Linked DNA regions of Homo sapiens: region 2 is linked to region 1. A link is a loop called in an ENCODE intact Hi-C map of the cell type or tissue named here. Cell type or tissue: endothelial cell of umbilical vein. All regions are shown on one strand. Each heading gives the region's core, and the rest is flanking DNA. Links, peaks and the distances in the headings are about the cores only. Region 1 has its middle 110 kb from the start of MCHR2. Region 2 overlaps ASCC3 (activating signal cointegrator 1 complex subunit 3).

The links. Hi-C counts contacts between places; a loop is a spot of excess contacts. Peaks named below come from ENCODE experiments on the same cell type or tissue, not always from the same donor. Only the 100,000 strongest peaks of a DNase experiment are listed, where the experiment ranks them.
Region 2: a loop joins it to region 1, with 7 times the contacts of the local background. A loop is called at or near these places in 12 of 110 quality-filtered maps.

What each region holds. Positions count from the first base shown.
Region 1 is chr6:100,104,338-100,112,684 of GRCh38, reverse strand. No RefSeq gene overlaps it. Among named protein-coding and RNA genes, the nearest start is that of MCHR2, 110 kb to the right of the region's middle. In endothelial cell of umbilical vein, for the core only: a CTCF peak has its summit at 5,056; a DNase peak (open chromatin) is centred at 4,994; H3K27me3 peaks cover 878 bases.
Region 2 is chr6:100,569,054-100,577,400 of GRCh38, reverse strand. The region is part of intron 36 of ASCC3 (activating signal cointegrator 1 complex subunit 3); the gene reads left to right. Among named protein-coding and RNA genes, the nearest start is that of SIM1, 110 kb to the right of the region's middle. In endothelial cell of umbilical vein, for the core only: a CTCF peak has its summit at 4,022 (motif pointing right); a DNase peak (open chromatin) is centred at 4,060.

The sequences.
Region 1 (8,347 bases), core at 265-8,264:
AAGCTTGAGACTCTTCAAAAGTAAGACAATAATTAAACGCAGAACCTCAAATTGTTTTTCTTCTTAAAATTTCTATCTTGTTTACATTATACAGGGACTCCCTTCTGATATTTCCCACAGAACCTCAGGAAATATCAACACTCCCGCCCTTTCTGAAGTTTCCTTGGCTTCAAGTGGCTTACGATTCTTTTCATGTTTCCCATAAGCCCTGGGAAAATATAGCAACATTTTCATCAACTGAAATTTGCATATCAAAGTTGTGAAGACCATGATATCATTCATAGACTGTGTATAAAATATTGGGTTCCCTGAAACATTTGTCTATTTTAAAAATCACATGAATGCAGTCTAATTTTAAATTATACTTGGTCGAGGGTGTTTTGGGTTGCTTGGAGTTTTATTTATGTTCTAGCGATTATGGCCACAGTTTGAATAAGTTTTCTTGCCTGTGAAGAGCTTGGTCTGATGAAAGGGATAAATCACCTCTTATCCATGATGCTGCATACAATGTGACATAAGCCACCTTGCTGCTTATTCTGGGCACTTCATTATTCCCATTGCTGTCAGACTCCTTGGTAATCCTATTTTAAAAGCCCAAGCAAACTTGAAGAGTCACAGAGCATTGAAGAGACAAGCCAACAAACTTGAAGAGACACTTTCCTGAAAGGTAGTTGGATAAGCTACTTCTTGTTTCAGACAAGTCTAAGTCACTTGGCCTAGTCGTACCCTTAATTTGGCCATTCTGAGATGAGCAAACACACCTTCCCTTCAGCTAGTTTTGAAGTGTGCATTTCCCCACATATTTACCCTGGCCCACTCATCAACACACTTTCCTTTCTGACAAAGTGTTGCTGCTTTTGCTCCAGCCTCCTGGCCCATATCCTGAGTTCTCCATAGGAAATGAGTCCTGGGATGTTCAAAATGCGTGTCTGCCTCACACATAATTGCAAAGATCTTTTCTAACTGGAAAATATCTTTGAAATACTTATTCTAAAAGAATTTCACTTAGAAAATAGCTAACAGCAACTTTCATTAGTATGTTCTACTGAAATGTCTTTCAGCTTACACAATAAAAGCAAAGAGAAAAACAACCCTTTTTCCACCAAAGACAAAGATTAAACAACATCCACAAGAGGTGGTGGGATAACGGTGTAAAAAGCCTTAAGTAGGACAAAGACCACTTATTAGACTGGATGATGTTGAGCAAATGTTTAAACCATGCTGTGCCTCAGTTTTCTCATCTAAAAAAATGAGGAATTAGGCTAGGTAACTATGAAATCTCTGTCGAGTATAGTTTCAATATTAAACTTTATAAATACAACAGAAAGCCCAGCTTTGATATTTGACTATGTCTCTTATGCACACATACCTGTCCTTTTTTCACGTATTTTCTATAGCATGTTATGTGATTTTTCTATAAAAGCGCTTCTCCTTTAGTTCTTTTCTTATAACTAAATCATGCAGGTAAATCCAATTAGGGGCAGGCCTTCTCTCTCTGGGCACCAGCAGAGCAACCAGCTGCTGATCATTAGAGTCCCTCCAGATTCAGGTAGTTCTTCAAAAACTAATTAGAGTTCTTACATCAGAATTTTGAACAAAGAGACATTGTGTGAGAATAACTCCAAAGCAATATGGACAAAATGATAACCACCTTTATTAGACAGCTAAATAAAATATTGAACAAATTACAGTACCTGCAAGTGATTAAACAGTTGGCAGCTGCATTTTTTCCCTCCACATATCCCTCCTTGTTGAAGAGTTAACCCATCTCAGCCTATTTCTTCTGTCTTCTTGAGCATCTTCTTCACGAGACCCTCATGAGTTAGTTGTGCAGTAGGTTAGGTCTCTAGGACACTGTCTATCTGAGCTACTATAAATGCTGAGGACACAACAGATCCCTGCTCCACCGATATCTCTCAGTTCCCAGCCTTTATGATTATTGGAGCTATTGGTGGGAAATTCTTATAACTTCTATGCTTCTTCCTCCTTGTCTGCTTTTGGGTGCTCTCTCCTCTATTCTCTGCTCCCCTCTGCTTAGAATATCTGAGACAGTGCCTTCTCCATGCTGTGCACTGCCCTGCATGGGAAGTGGCTCCTTCAGCTCTCCTCCTTCCCTTTTCTTCAGCAGAGGTAGGTGATTATCCATAAAACAAGGGGCTAAAGTAGGGGATCAAGTAAAGAAGGCAATCATCTGGGGTTGCCTACAAATATTCTCTCATCTTTGTTTTTGGGGACTTACTGAAGATGAGAAGCTACTTGCCAATCAGATGATGTTTTGTTAGGAAAGGACAAATTTGAGGGGCATGGCAACATGGGAAAAAATAGGAAATATAGGAAAAAATGGGAAAAACATAGGAAGCCAGAGAAAGTCTGTCTGTAATTCATTTTTCTTTGTTTGAAGCATTCCCAGACCATAGCAAAGCCCACTGACTCTTAACCCTTTCCTTACCAGTTAATTCAGATAACAATTATAGAACTGCTTATATTAATTATAGGACACTTACACAACACTTACTATGTACCAGGCACTGTTCCGAGTGCTTTTATTCATTCTCACAACCATCCTTTGATGAAGGTTCCATTATTATCCTCATTTCCCAGATGGGGAGAACGTGGCCAGAGTTAAGCAATTTGTCCAAGGTGAAAGGGTAGCAAACAACAGAGCTTGGCTGTGAAATTAGGCAGCCTGGCCTCAGGGTCTACATCCTTACACTCTTTGCACTCTCCTGACTTTCCATATGGGTTTCAGATGCATAGTTTGCTTGGAATCATGGTGTGTGCTGGTGAAGGAGAGAGAAAGGGAGGATGGAGATGATTTAATTTCATTGAATAGCAAGTAATTGCCTGGATCCTCTTTCCTCTTTTCAAAATAAACAAATGATTGACATAAGCCCATCTTATGTGGGGAGGGAGGCTGTTTGTTTGTTTAATTTATTTGTTCTTATAAAGCTAACACTGACAGGTCTACTGCTCCAAAACTACATCTTTATTTGGGCTAGAAAAGTAAGCTTTTCATCTGCTTTGGTGATGGGTACAGCCACCTTAAGAAGGTTCCATGGGAATAATGAAAAGTATTAAAACATGCATGATGAGAACAGGAAAGGACTTGAATATATTACAGGAAAGAAAACTCAGGCCTAGGGAAATGAGGAGACCTGCTCCTTAATTAGCAAAGTCTGTTTGTGATAGAACAAAATTAGAAACACTGATTTATCGTTCAGAGCTCTTTCTAGAAATGAGCAATTCCTGTTATCTGGTAGAAGTGCCATTATCTAAAATAAATGTTATAGCCCCATCAATGGGCTTACATTTTTAATAACAATATGTACATATATTTTTCCTTTCTTTTCTACCATCAACGTAAGAGGCAAAAGAAAATGTTGATGAGGAACCAGCAGTGGTAGCCATGGCATCTCTTTTGTCCCCAACACTGAGGAGGCAATTCCTTTATTCCGTCACCTGTCCCAGAGGTGCCATGGCAGAAATTTGAGTAGGGGGGATATGGTGAAGAAGGCAGAACCAGATTCACCATCTGTGCATTAGCAGTTGACTTGCTCAACCTAGCAATATTCATGATGCCTTTTCCTTTAGAAATTTATTTAAAGTAGGGTATTTTACCAGGTCCTTTAAAGTTATCCAACCTCTCTGGAGTTGAATCTGGAGAGGAAGACATCTTTAAACAAATACTCCCTCTGTCCCCACATCATTAGCCTCAGATTCCTAAGGGAAATAGGCAAATAACCTGGTCATTCAATCACTAGATTCTTCTGTGTACTTTTCCCAAAGATGGGCAATAAAACTCCTGATGCCAAAGAATACTTTTCTACTATGAAATTCTTTTTAGATTATTTGCCTATGAAAAAATGCCCTCCTCCCTTCTTTTTTGTATTTAAGCACAATAAAATCCCATGAGGTAAAAATTGGAGAGTTTCCATAATACATTTCTTTACATAAAGTGATATGGTTTGAATAGACTATCTGGTTTTATATATATTAGGATTGATCTTATTCCAGTATAAAGGGTTGAACTATATTATCAAGAGTATTCTAATACTACTCAGGTCTTTTTCTTCATTTCAGTTTGATGACTTAATACTTTCTGTTGAACTGCACTGAATTGATTAGCATTTTTAAGAGTTTCATGATGACTACATAATAGAAAGGCATCAATCCACTGATTGACCACACTGTCTCTCCCTAAAAATTGACCACGGAGACACCTACACTACAATAATTTAGGGGCTGGGGGTTAAACTGAAAGGTCAGATAGAAGCAGGGCCAGGTATAGTGACATGGCACATGAAAGCCAGAGCAGGCCAAACGTTACGGAGAAAACCAAATTGAATAAATGAGGAAATACGACTTCAGATGAATAGAGATAGCAGTTCTATTGTTTCCTGAGTACTGTCAATTCCCAGCTCCCACCTTCAAAAATGCATCTTCTTTCTTCATGTTCCTTAAGCTATTGCTGTAGCCTTTAAATTACTCGTTGTTAGTTTAAGCCAGTGCAGTAGGCTTGTGGGTTTTTTTTTCGTTTTCTACCAAACTCTAACTAGAAAGTCTGTATTATCACCCATGTAGAAAAATTTTGTTTGTTTTGTTTAATCCTACTTTCACAAAAATAGTGAAACATCGGAATGTCGATTGGGAAGAAGCAAAGAGTTAAATGCTTCCAGATTTTGGAAAATTCTTTATTTGCAATGTTTCTGCACCAAATCTATGTCTATTTGTAAAATCAGATTAATTAGCAATATGCTTAGGTTGAGTTCTGCTACCATCATGGTGGTCATTTGTTAAGCAGGAAGTAAATGCAATTTCAAGCTTGAGATTAATTATTTGGTCAATTTCAATCTGTAGTCATTAAATAGAATCTCAGCACTCGATGTTTCCAAACTTGAATGTATGCTACATTTTGAAATCAGAAATATCTAAATGTACAAAGCAAAGATGCACACGCAGACAAGCCTACATATGCGTACACACCCAGATACACACACACACACACACACACACACACACACACACACACACACACACACACAATTTAAAAGTAAGCAGCACCACACAGTGGTCAGATAGGGAATAGTTACTGTTTAACAGCAGCACCCCTGGAGATAAAGGACTGGTTCTTTGTTATTTTTCCAGAGCTCAGATGTGATCAATGTGGTGTCAATTTCTGTGAAAAAAAAATAAATGTTATGTTTTCACTTCTTAACCTCTTGAGAAAAATAATTGTTGGCTAAATTTCAACCTTATTTACAGATGAAAATGCTAACAATGAAAAATACTTGTCATATTTTACCATATGCGGTTGTGTTTATTACAACCAAATGCATTTCAAAAACCAGTGATTGAAAAAACACTATTGCCCAAGGACTTTCCTTTTATTCTTTAGCATAGAGAACATTTTATTACTAAATTTAATCTGCTGAAAATCAAATTTTATAACTGAAAATTTGGCACAAATGTAACCATAGGCATTTTAGTGATTGCATTAAGTAAATGAAGGTAAAATACACCTCTGAAATTGTATATTTAGCTACAGTTTAGCTCATCATTTATTCTGTGTATGAAGTATAAAACAGTGATCTGAAAATCATTTCCATCTAGTTCAGTCTAAAGATATTCTTCAGTTCTTTGGAGTATGAAAACCCTAATTTCTAGAATGTATTCCGTTTGTGCCACAATGGGATGTTCATCTTTCCTCAACAATGCTTGATCTCTTAATACCATCACTGACACCCTCAGTGGACGGCCTTCCTAGGCATTGCTCCATAAGTGAAGAGTTTTCAAGAGAACTTCAGCAGGATCACTGGCGTCTAAAAGAGTCATTTTCTCATTATTTAACTTTTTAAGCCTTCTTGCTATTGAAGAAAACATGATTAGCAGCAGAGCTGCAAAATAATCTGTAGTTAAGAAGAATGCATTGCCAGCATCTGCAAAGCTCAGATAGCATCTTTGAATGGTTAACAGAGCGTAGAGGTAAAGACAGCCCTTATCACAGTTGAGGTGACATATTGAGGGATGTTAGCCCTGGTGTTTTCAATATTTTAACATTTTGCATATCTCCAGAACACAGAGACTGGAAGGTCCTATATTAATTATATTTTTTAATTTTCTCTATTCTTAATGACATGGCATCTGGAGCCTCACTTCCCCTATGGGGAGCCTTCCCCACCTAGAACTAGCCAATTCCTAAAGATAGTAGAAGCCTGATCTGCAAGTATGCCTTTCATACACAAACCAACCAATCCAGAGCCCACACCCCCCAACTACCTCCTTTATTGAACTGAACTGACTCACATCAAGCCGCTGCTTCCTCCCCCAATCCCCTCAGGACAAAGTATCCGACAACTTGGAACAGTCTCTCCACTCTCTACAAGCCCACTGAAATTATTCTGCTAGTCAATCCCAAGCCTGCTTCTCCTGTCTGTCCTATTTCTTCCTACAGAAACCACAATAAAGGCTCTTACCCACACTTTCCCCTCACTCTTTCTCTGTCCCCTGACTAACCCTGGTTGCTTCCCCATGTGGCCCCACGTGGTGTGCCTGGACTCCTAGAAAGTCAACATCATCACCCAGGACCTGTGAATATGAAACAGTCTTTCTTCATAGCAGCCGTTTCCATGTCTGTGTGTCTTACTATACCTCATCAAAACAAACGCTGGGTACATTTTAAAACAGGTCCCTAATAATGTGGAGCTTTCTCGTCTGCACCATTTCCATTTTCCGGCAGCACTTTATTCCCAGTATTAATGTGAAAGTATGTGTTGTCTAGCACTGCGTGTAAATTTTGAGGCATGAGAGATATATAAAGGGAAGACAATGACTGTCTTTCTTACTTTGTTTACTGGTCTTATTTATACCATTGAGGAATCTTTCCCATAAAACTCAGCCCAACTCAGTCATTACTCTGGCACCATACTTTCTGGGACTACATGACCCAAACTTAATTGCTTACATTGAAATTATTTGGTCTCTCTGTTTCTAACCCTTTTTTTTAAAATTACACTAGATTTTAACTGATTTTAAAGTGCTGAAAACTAATACATAACTGATTAAACAGCCAAAGCCTTCATTTGGTGGTAATCAATAGTCATCACATTTATGTATTTGCCCCATGTAGCTTGATGTGTTTGTCATACTATGACGTATTACGTTTTGCCTAAACAATTAACTTCCAGTCGGCCTGATAAATTGCTTCACTCTTCTCATAGCTTGTGCCCAATTGACTCTGCTGTTCAATTTTCTCCACTGGAGTCACAGTGCCCCAAGGCTTAGCCCATTTCATCTGTGCAACTAAACACTGTTCTCCAGGGTTATATTTAATTAAAACACAGCAGTATTTAAGTGAAATATTTAACTTCTGAGGTCTAAACCAACTTTCACTACCATAATTACTTTGCAAAAATCACACCATGGCAAGACAGGAAAAAAATGCAAATTTAGAGTCACTGTTTGAAAGCTGAAGAACAAAATCATTAGGAAACAGCAGTCTTTTCTTCCCCTTGTTTCTACTTAATAAACCCATTCACTAAATATATCAGCAAAATGTCATCCACGACAGATGTGCAGGTCTAAGTGCTTTTGTAGTTTACCAACTAAAAGAAAACAGCTTCGGAATCTTGTATCTGAGTATGGTAGGTATGTATGAATATATACATATGTGTGTACGTGAGTGGGTAAATGAGTGTGTGTATGCAGGCACTATCATTAATTAAACACCTACTATGTACAAGGCTTAACCAATGTACATTTCTTCTCTTATTTAATTCTTACAATTCTAGTCACTCCTTATCCAAGGTTTCACTTTCTGCTGTTTCAGTTACCAGTGATCAACCACAGTAAAAAAAAATTAAGATTTTGAAAAAGAGAGGGAAAGAGAGAGAGAGATCATAGCCACATAACTGTTGCTGCAGTATATTGTTATAATTATTCTATTTCATTATTAGTTATTGTTAATCTCTTACTGAGCCTAATTTATAAATGAAAATTTATCATAAATATGTATGTATAGGAAAAATCATAGTATATATAGTTTTCATTATTGTCTATGGTTTCCAGCATCTGCTGGGTACCTTGGAACATATCCCTATGGCTAACAGGGGACTACTGTATACATAAATACGATTCTTACAACTATAGCCCTGTATAATTAATTTATCAACTTTCAACATTCTCCATAACATTAAGATTATATGAATAAATGTTTATGTTTTATACATGGATAGAAAACTGTTGAAATGCAAAATGTTTTAGAAACTCTACTTACCTTATAGGCAATTAACATTTCTGTGCCAGGCCCTGTGTTAAGTTTCCTTATGTTTTCCCTTCCAACATTCCATGA
Region 2 (8,347 bases), core at 185-8,184, 460 kb before region 1:
AGGCAAAGGCTTTGAATCAATGGGACCAAAATTGAAATCATGAATAGAGGCCCTCTTTGGATCTTGAAAACAGTAACTTTTTCACAGTTAGTAGGAGGTTCCATCTGATTTATTACTTCAGTTGACAGATATAATATAGGCCAAAAATTTATAGATTCAAAAAGAGATGGGATAAATTTATTAAAAGTTACTAAAGAACTAAAATAGAAAATGGAATTGTGCTTGTCATATTTGGTGTGATAGGTGATTTTTTTTACAACGTAGGGATCAGGATTGGACCTGCCTGGCATTTGCATGAATTTTTTTCTGTTGGAGCTCTGGATACTTTAGGAATATTTTTATTCTTCAGAGTATTGTGGGCTTTTTTTTTTTTAATGTGGCAGTCTGTTAATACTTGCAGATACTAATTCCTGTTGATTATTATTCCATTATATGAAACTACTCCAGTCAACAGTGAGAAGGAAAATACACTTCCACTCATTTTTTTTTTCTCCTGTGACATCTCTTTTGAGACTGCTATTTTTATTTATTCTTCTTTCCTTGAAGCTGAGCTGTTTCTGGCTTATGTTTTTAGATATTGTCATCCTTAAATGATAGTAAAATACTCTAGTCTGGGTGGAAAGCAAAGATTCTATCGAAACTTTCTCTTCACTAATCTCCTTCTACAATAGAAACCCATTTATTTTAATCCCATCTTTTCCATACAGCGATTAAAAAATAATAATTACTTTTTACTGAGAACCCACTACATGCTAGGCAGTTTATATACATTATTTATAAGCATCAAATAACCCTTCAAGTTAAGTGTTAATATATAAATAACGAAATTGAATTTTAATCTCATTAAGTTGTTACAGGTTCTATAGAAGGTAGCTCCTTAGAACTTTTTTTTATACCCTATTTCCTTTTCGACATATTCTATCTTTATCCTATTATTTCATTCCAGCTGTAAAAAAATTTTAAAGCATTGACATGTAAGAAATATACTTTTAAAAAATAAAGAACCAGAGTTACTTTTAAAATTATGTATGACCTTGTAACTAGAATTATAAGTATTAAATACAGAGCTTAAGTACTAACAAAATAATTATTTCAGCATTTTTTTATTGAAGACATTATTTTAAGTTTTAAACAATCTGATGCTATTTTGGAAAATGTTAGGTGTTTCATAAGAACCCTTGCCAAGTTTTTTCTAACACCATGAATTAGTAAGCTTCATAATTAAGGCAGCTGCTTCACACCTCTACTGTTAACCGGTGACATTACATCTGTCTTGCTCCATTGATGCCCTCCTCCTAGTTATTGAAGCATTTAGCAGTTTTGGCAACAGGGATTACGTGGCATGGAGTAAGTAGTCTAATTAGATATAAGTAAAAATCCTGAGGGAAAAGGACATTTTGAAAGTAATTTGAAGAATCTCTTAATGATGTTGGCACTGAAATCCGAAGTCCAGAGTAGAAAGTGCCTGTCATCGTGGCAAACCAGGATCATGATCTGATATGTTCAGTGGACTTTTAGAAGGTAGTCTATTTTAAAACTGGAATAGAAATGAAAAGCTTCAAAGTTAGGGAAAATTTTTTTTGAACAGATTTTTTAGAATATGCTGCTATAATATTGACAATTTTGAAAGAAAGCAAAATATGCCCCAAATGTCTTATGTCTCAATAATTTTCAGTTAATTTTTATAACGTACACTCGGTTGTTATGGTTCTTATGACAACATGAAATGAGATTTTATTTATATATCGAATATTAAAAGTAGTGAAATTCTTATTTTCACACAAGCTTGGATATTGACTAAAAGAATGAGTTTCATGTCTAAATGTAAATAGAACTATTCCAAATTTAGAAAAGTACCAGAACAATAGAATTTTTATGTGTCAATAAATGTCTAGGTTTAGCCGTTCTCAGTACTGTTCTCTTTAAAAGCATGCTGATTCTTTGCTCTGCCTGTATATAGAACATTTTCAGTAATACAACATTTTTAATGCTTGAATTTTATCGTGTTTGAGGCACAACTATAAATTGTTTTGTAGGAAAAATTGCAAAAATATCTTTCTCAAACATATAAGGTTGAAAAAATAAGCAAGAATGTTTTTGTTTTTATAAGGGAGAAATTTAAAACTAAATAAAAAGGACAAGCCAGTTATGAATAGCATTGGTGGGGGACCCAGCACGTAAAAAAAAATTAAAGAGTTTGTTAAAGGAAAAATGAAAGAAAGGAAGGTTAACTGAATAATAGTGAACACCTCCAACCTCATGGCCTTCCATTTCCAAATAACCTCCTGACAATCACAGGATCCCATCTGCTACTCTTTATCTTCTTAGTGGGGAAACCTAATGGGATATCTTCCAGGGTTTGCGAGAAGAGCTTCCTTAACCCTCAGGCTGGGGAGCTGCCTGGCATCTTTTGGAGAGGCACAGATGGCAACTGTCTTGAAAAAAGGTATCTTTCTACTTCTCTGGGTCTCTTTCCCTTGAGACCTTCCATGTTGTCCATTATTTCTTAACTTCTAACTTTCTGCACTTATAAGCTTTCTTTAACATAGAGAAATGAAATATTTTCCCGATAGAAGTCCTCAATCTCAAATATATCTATTGTGATTTAGTAGATTATAGGTTTTTAAGCTGTTATGTTCCGACAAGCATAAAATGTATTTGTAATACTATCTGGAATTTGTCCTGTTTTAAATTTTTATTCTTTTTTTTTTTCTTAATTACTTTTCATTTCTTAAACTGTCCCACAGATTAAGGACTGTCAATTACCAGGATTCCAAAGGTTGGTGATTAAATAGGAAATGAGTTTAGATTTAGGAATGAGTTTTAGTTATTTAAGAAATGTGTTTAGATAGCAAAATATATTTATTTTATTTTATACTAGTTTAACAGTCTCATTAAAATAGAAAATGGCCCAACCTTGCCCAAGATGACACAACTACTATGGAAAAATAATATAAAAACTCAGCTCCCAACAGGGAAAAGACAGTGTTAGAATTTATATCTCCCGGGAACCTTTTGAATGTCCTGTCTCTTTTCCCATTTCTGTTTTGTACTTTTCTTTTTTCCTTTTTACATCTTATTTTGCTCTTTTATCTAAATTTACAAAGTAAGGTACATAAAAAGGTTGCACCCATAAACTTCTGTGCCAAAGCTATCTGTAAAAGATACTTTTAGCTTGTCATTTATTAAAGTTTGCTATGTATTCTATCCAATAGTCAGTGCACGTGGGGAATACCAAAGAAACAGAAGATAGATCCGTATTTTTTAAGGAGATTTATACTAGAGCCCTAAAAGCTTAATGAAAACAAAGGGATAAGCTTGTATCTAGTTCTGTGTGCCATTGCTGCTCAATATAGCTTTATGTAAGCATGGCAAGTGTTTAGTTCTACCTTCAGCATTCAAGGCAAAAGGAGTTGCTGACATTGTCCTCCCCCAAAGAGTTACCAGCCTATCCTATGGGCAAGATTGGAACACCAAGCTCCCCGGGGCATATAAGAACATTTACAAAGGGTACTCCAACTAAACATTTTTAAATCGCAAACGCAATCTTTATTGGGTTTATATAAGTTAAGTCATATTTATAAAACTTCCATGGTATTTTACTTTCCAGAGAATCTTATTAGGAATTATTTGGCAAAATAAATTATTATTAATCTGGTTTTGAACATTTTTTAATTATCGGTAGTAAGTCTCTGCTTAGTGATATAATAACTACGTAGAATTGTCATTACACAAGCAATCATGTTGGAGAAATAAAAATAACACTGAAGCATATTATCTTACTGGAAATAAAATTTCTTCCCCAAATTTTAACCACCTCTCACTCTACGTTGAGTAAGTAGAACATTGTTTAGATTTTTTAAATAAGTGGAAAATATGGAAACTTTAATGTTGAATTAAGAATATTAAAATCTAATTTTCATATGCTAGAAATTGGCTTCTGCTTAAATGTTTCTAATTTCATCCCAATAAAGTTTAAGTACTCTAAAATTGTTAGGGTCTCTTTGGTCCAGCAGGTGGGGCAATTCAGAAATCACTATGACCTCCTTCCTCCATGAATAATGGTGATTACAACTGTTTCCAAAAGATTCATGATTCATGTCCCAGATGTCTCCTCAGTACAAATAATACCAAAATGCTGTTTTAACTAAAAATCATATTATCCTACTTTTTATCCTCAGAAAGCAGCCCAGTAGGTAAATAGGAGTGATCATTTCCAATATTTAAGGCCATCTGAATATGTTTCAGTATCATTTTTATGTAACAGAGAAAAAGAAAAATTAAGCATGCCAACATTCAATCCAACCCACTATAAGCAGAGCCCTACAATATTATGTTACTTTGGAAACAGAATTTTAAAAGGAAAAAATAATCATGGAAAATACCCCTTCATGCTGAGGGACAGACAGCCTTTTAGGTTAGCTAAAATGCCAGACCTTTTATTTATGTAACAATGTTTCATTCCAGCTGTAAAAAAATTTTAAAGCATTGACATGTAAGATATATACTTTTAAAAAATAAAGAACCAGAGTTACTTTTAAAATTATGTATGACCTTGTAACTAGAATTATAAGTATTAAATACAGAGCTTAATTACTAACAAAATAATTATTTCAGCATTTTTTTGTTCATTCACTATGTACTTTAAACAACAACAACAACAACTATGTTAACACAGATTAGGACAAAAATTTTTGTAAATTATTTATTATGAAGTATATCCTAATGTGTTTAAAAACAAGTCATTATGTTTATCTCCTTGCTTTATTGAATCTTGTTTTATATATAATACTACTTTTATAAGTTTTTAAAATTGAAAACAGAACAGTTACCCTTTCTTAGTTTGTTTGTTATTTCTGGCAGTATTTCCCTATGCCCTATTCCCTTTTCATTGGTTGTTATCAGACCACCAGTAGTCCTCATACCTTAGCTATTATTTAGCCTGTCTTGGTGCATTCAGGCTGCTACAAACAAAAATACCATAGAATGGGTAGCTTTAATAACAGATATTTATTTCTCACAGTTCTAGAGGCTATGAAGTCCCAAATCAAGGAATCAGCAGATTCAGTGTTTGGTGAGGGCCTTTCTCCTGGTGCAAACATGGCCATCTTCTAGTTGTGCCCTCACATGGCAGAAGTGGTGAGAAATTTCTCTGGAGTCTCCTTTATAAGGGCACTAATCCCATTCATGAGAGTTCTGCTTTCATGACCTAATCACCCCCTCCCCAAAGCCCCCACTTCCAAACACCATCACACTGGGAGTTCAGGTTTAACATATTAATGGGGGGGGATACAAATATTCAATCTATAGCATCGTCTATATAGAGATTTATATCTCCTGATCATTTTCTCACAAGTCTTACTATAAGAGTCAATAGTCCATGTGCAGAAAGATTGCAGAGCTATATCTTTTGTGGTGTCACCACCATTTGTGTATATTGCCACATCACATTAGCTTTTCACATTAAATGTTACATTATAAAAGAGTTTCTGCCTGTGGGTGATAACTCTAGTTTTCACTGACTGCCATATTCCACGAAGTTACAAAACAAACCTGCTGTGAAGAAAATTTTGCATATTAGCTTATCTATCATCTAGTCAATTCACTAAGGTTATAATTCTGATCATGTAAGCTTAGTTATTATGAGCCTGGGTTCTGAAATCAAACCTGAACAGTTTCGAATACTATCTCTGCCACTTTCTAGACCTTGGACAATGGTACTTACCCTCTGAGCCTCAGTTTCCTCATGAGGTTATTGGAATGATTGCATTAGTTTATATACGTGAAATGCATAGAACAATTTTTTGCTTATTTGCAATAATCAGTAAATGTTAGCTATTATTTAATAATAATATTTATTGAGCACTTATTATATTCCAGCCATGGAGGATACAGCAGAAAACCGGGCTAGTGGTTCCAGCACTCATGGACCTTATAGTTATAGTGGAGTTGGCCAAGAATAAACACACATGTAATTTCAGGTGAATATAAGTGAGATATGGGGAAAACACGGTAATAATCAGAAGATAATTAGAGGACGCTGTTATTAATAGGATAGTTTATGATGGTAAAGGAATGCCATTCTGAGAAGATGATATTTGAACAAAGAACTAAATAATATGCAGGAGCAAGTCATGAGAAAGCCTTGGGGAAGAAATCCTGGGCAGAGGGAAAAGCAAATGCAAAGGAAGCAGGAGCTGCTTGGAAATTTCAAAGAATAGCAGAAAAGCCAGTATGCTTGAAGTGGAGTGTACACTGAGAGGGCCTAGGAGGCAGAGGTGACATCATCTAGGGCCATAGTAAGGAGTGTTGATTTTATCCTAAGTGTTCAGAGGAGCCATTGGTGGGATTTTGATCCGATGAGTGATGTGATGTTACTGATAGTGAAAAAGACCATTCTAGCTTTTTTATAGAGAACTGGCTGCTGCAGAAAGTCCACATGAGAGAAGATGGTGGCTTGGATAGAGTGGTTAGAGGTTGAAATGGTGAGTAGTAGTCAGACTCAGGATGTTTTAAAGGTTGAGCCAATAGGAATTAATGATTGATTGATTATAAGTAAAGAATGGAAGATGATGCCTAGGTTTTGGCCTGAACAATTTGGTGAGAGAGAATACCATTAATTGAGGTGAAAAGCAATGAATAAAGAGCAGGGTGTATGTTTGTCTTGGGGAATGGGGGGACTGTGACAGGCATATGGATTCTTTTCCAAGTTTCAAAGTCATTGAATTGGTTGAGATCATCTAGGCAGTCAGTATTGAGCAGAGGTCTAAAGGTTGAGCTCTGAGAATGCTAGCATGTAGACATTGGGGAGAGAAGGAGGGGAAGGTGTGACAACAAAGAAAACTAGGAGTGAGGAACAATAAGCAAAAAGGAAAACATCCAGGAGAGTGCATTGTCCTGGAAACCAGGTGGAAAAAAGTATCTCAAGAAGGGGATGGTCTCAAGAAGCTAGGTATCAAAGGAACATAGCTCAAAATAATATGACAAACCCACAGCCAACATCATGCTGAACAGAAACTGGAATCATTCCCCTTGAGAACTGGAATGAGGCAAGGATGCCCATTCTCACCATTCCTGTTTAACACAGTACTGGAAGTGGTAGCCAGAGCAGTCAGGCAAGAGAAAGAAATAAAAGACATCCAAATAGGAAAAGAAGAAGTCAAACTATCTCTCTTTGGTGGTGATATGATTATATACTTAGAAAACCCTAAAGACTTCACCAGAAGAATATTAAAACCAACAAATGATTTTAGCAAGGTTCCAGGATACAAACTCAGTGTACAAAAATCAGTAACATTTCTCTACACCAATAATGTTCAATCTGAGAGCCAAATAAAGAATGAAATCCTATTTACAATAGCCACAACAAAATTAAATACCTGGGAATACATCTAACCAAGGGGGTGAAAGAACTCTATGAGGAGAACTTCAAAATACTGTTAAAAGATAACATAGATAACACAAACAAATGGAAAAACATTCCATACTCATAGATTGCAAGAATCAATATCATTAAAATAGCCATATGACCCAAAGCAATCTACAGATTTAATGCTATTCCTGTCAAACTACCAATGTCATTTTTCACAGAATTGGGAAAACCTATTTTAAAATTCATGTAGAACCAAAAAAGAGGGCAAATAGCCATGCAATTCTAAGCAAAAAGAACAAAGCCAGAGTCATCACATTACCTGACTTCAAACTATATTAAAAGGTTACAGTAACCGACCGCGCCACGCCTGTAATCCCAGCATTTTGGGAGGCTGAGGAGGGCGGATCACGAGGTCAGGAGATCGAGACCATCCTGGCTAACACGGTGAAACCCCGTCTCTACTAAAAAAATACAAAAAATTAGCCTGGCATGTTGGTGGGGTCCTGTAGTCCCAGCTACTCGGGAGGCTGAGGCAGGAGAATGGTGTGAACCCAGGAGGCAGAGCTTGCAGTGGAGCCAAGATTGCGCCACTGCACTCCAGCCTGGGCGACAGAGCAAGACTCCATCTCAAAAAAATAACAATAATAAATAAAAAAAGGTTACAGTAACCAAAACAGCATGGTATTCCTACAAAAACAGACACATAAACCTGTGGAACAGAATAGAGAGACCAGAAATAAAGCCACACACCTACAGTCACCCAATCTTCAAGAAAGTCAACAAAAATAAGCAATGCAGAAGGGACTCCCTATTCAATAAACTCGCTAGCCCATATGCAGAAGAATGACACTGGACTCCTACCTTTCACCATATACAAAAATTAGCTCAAGGTGTATTAAAGATTTAAATTTAAGACTTCAAACTGTAAGAATCCTAGAAGAAAACCTGGGGAACCCCATTCTGGACATCAGCCTT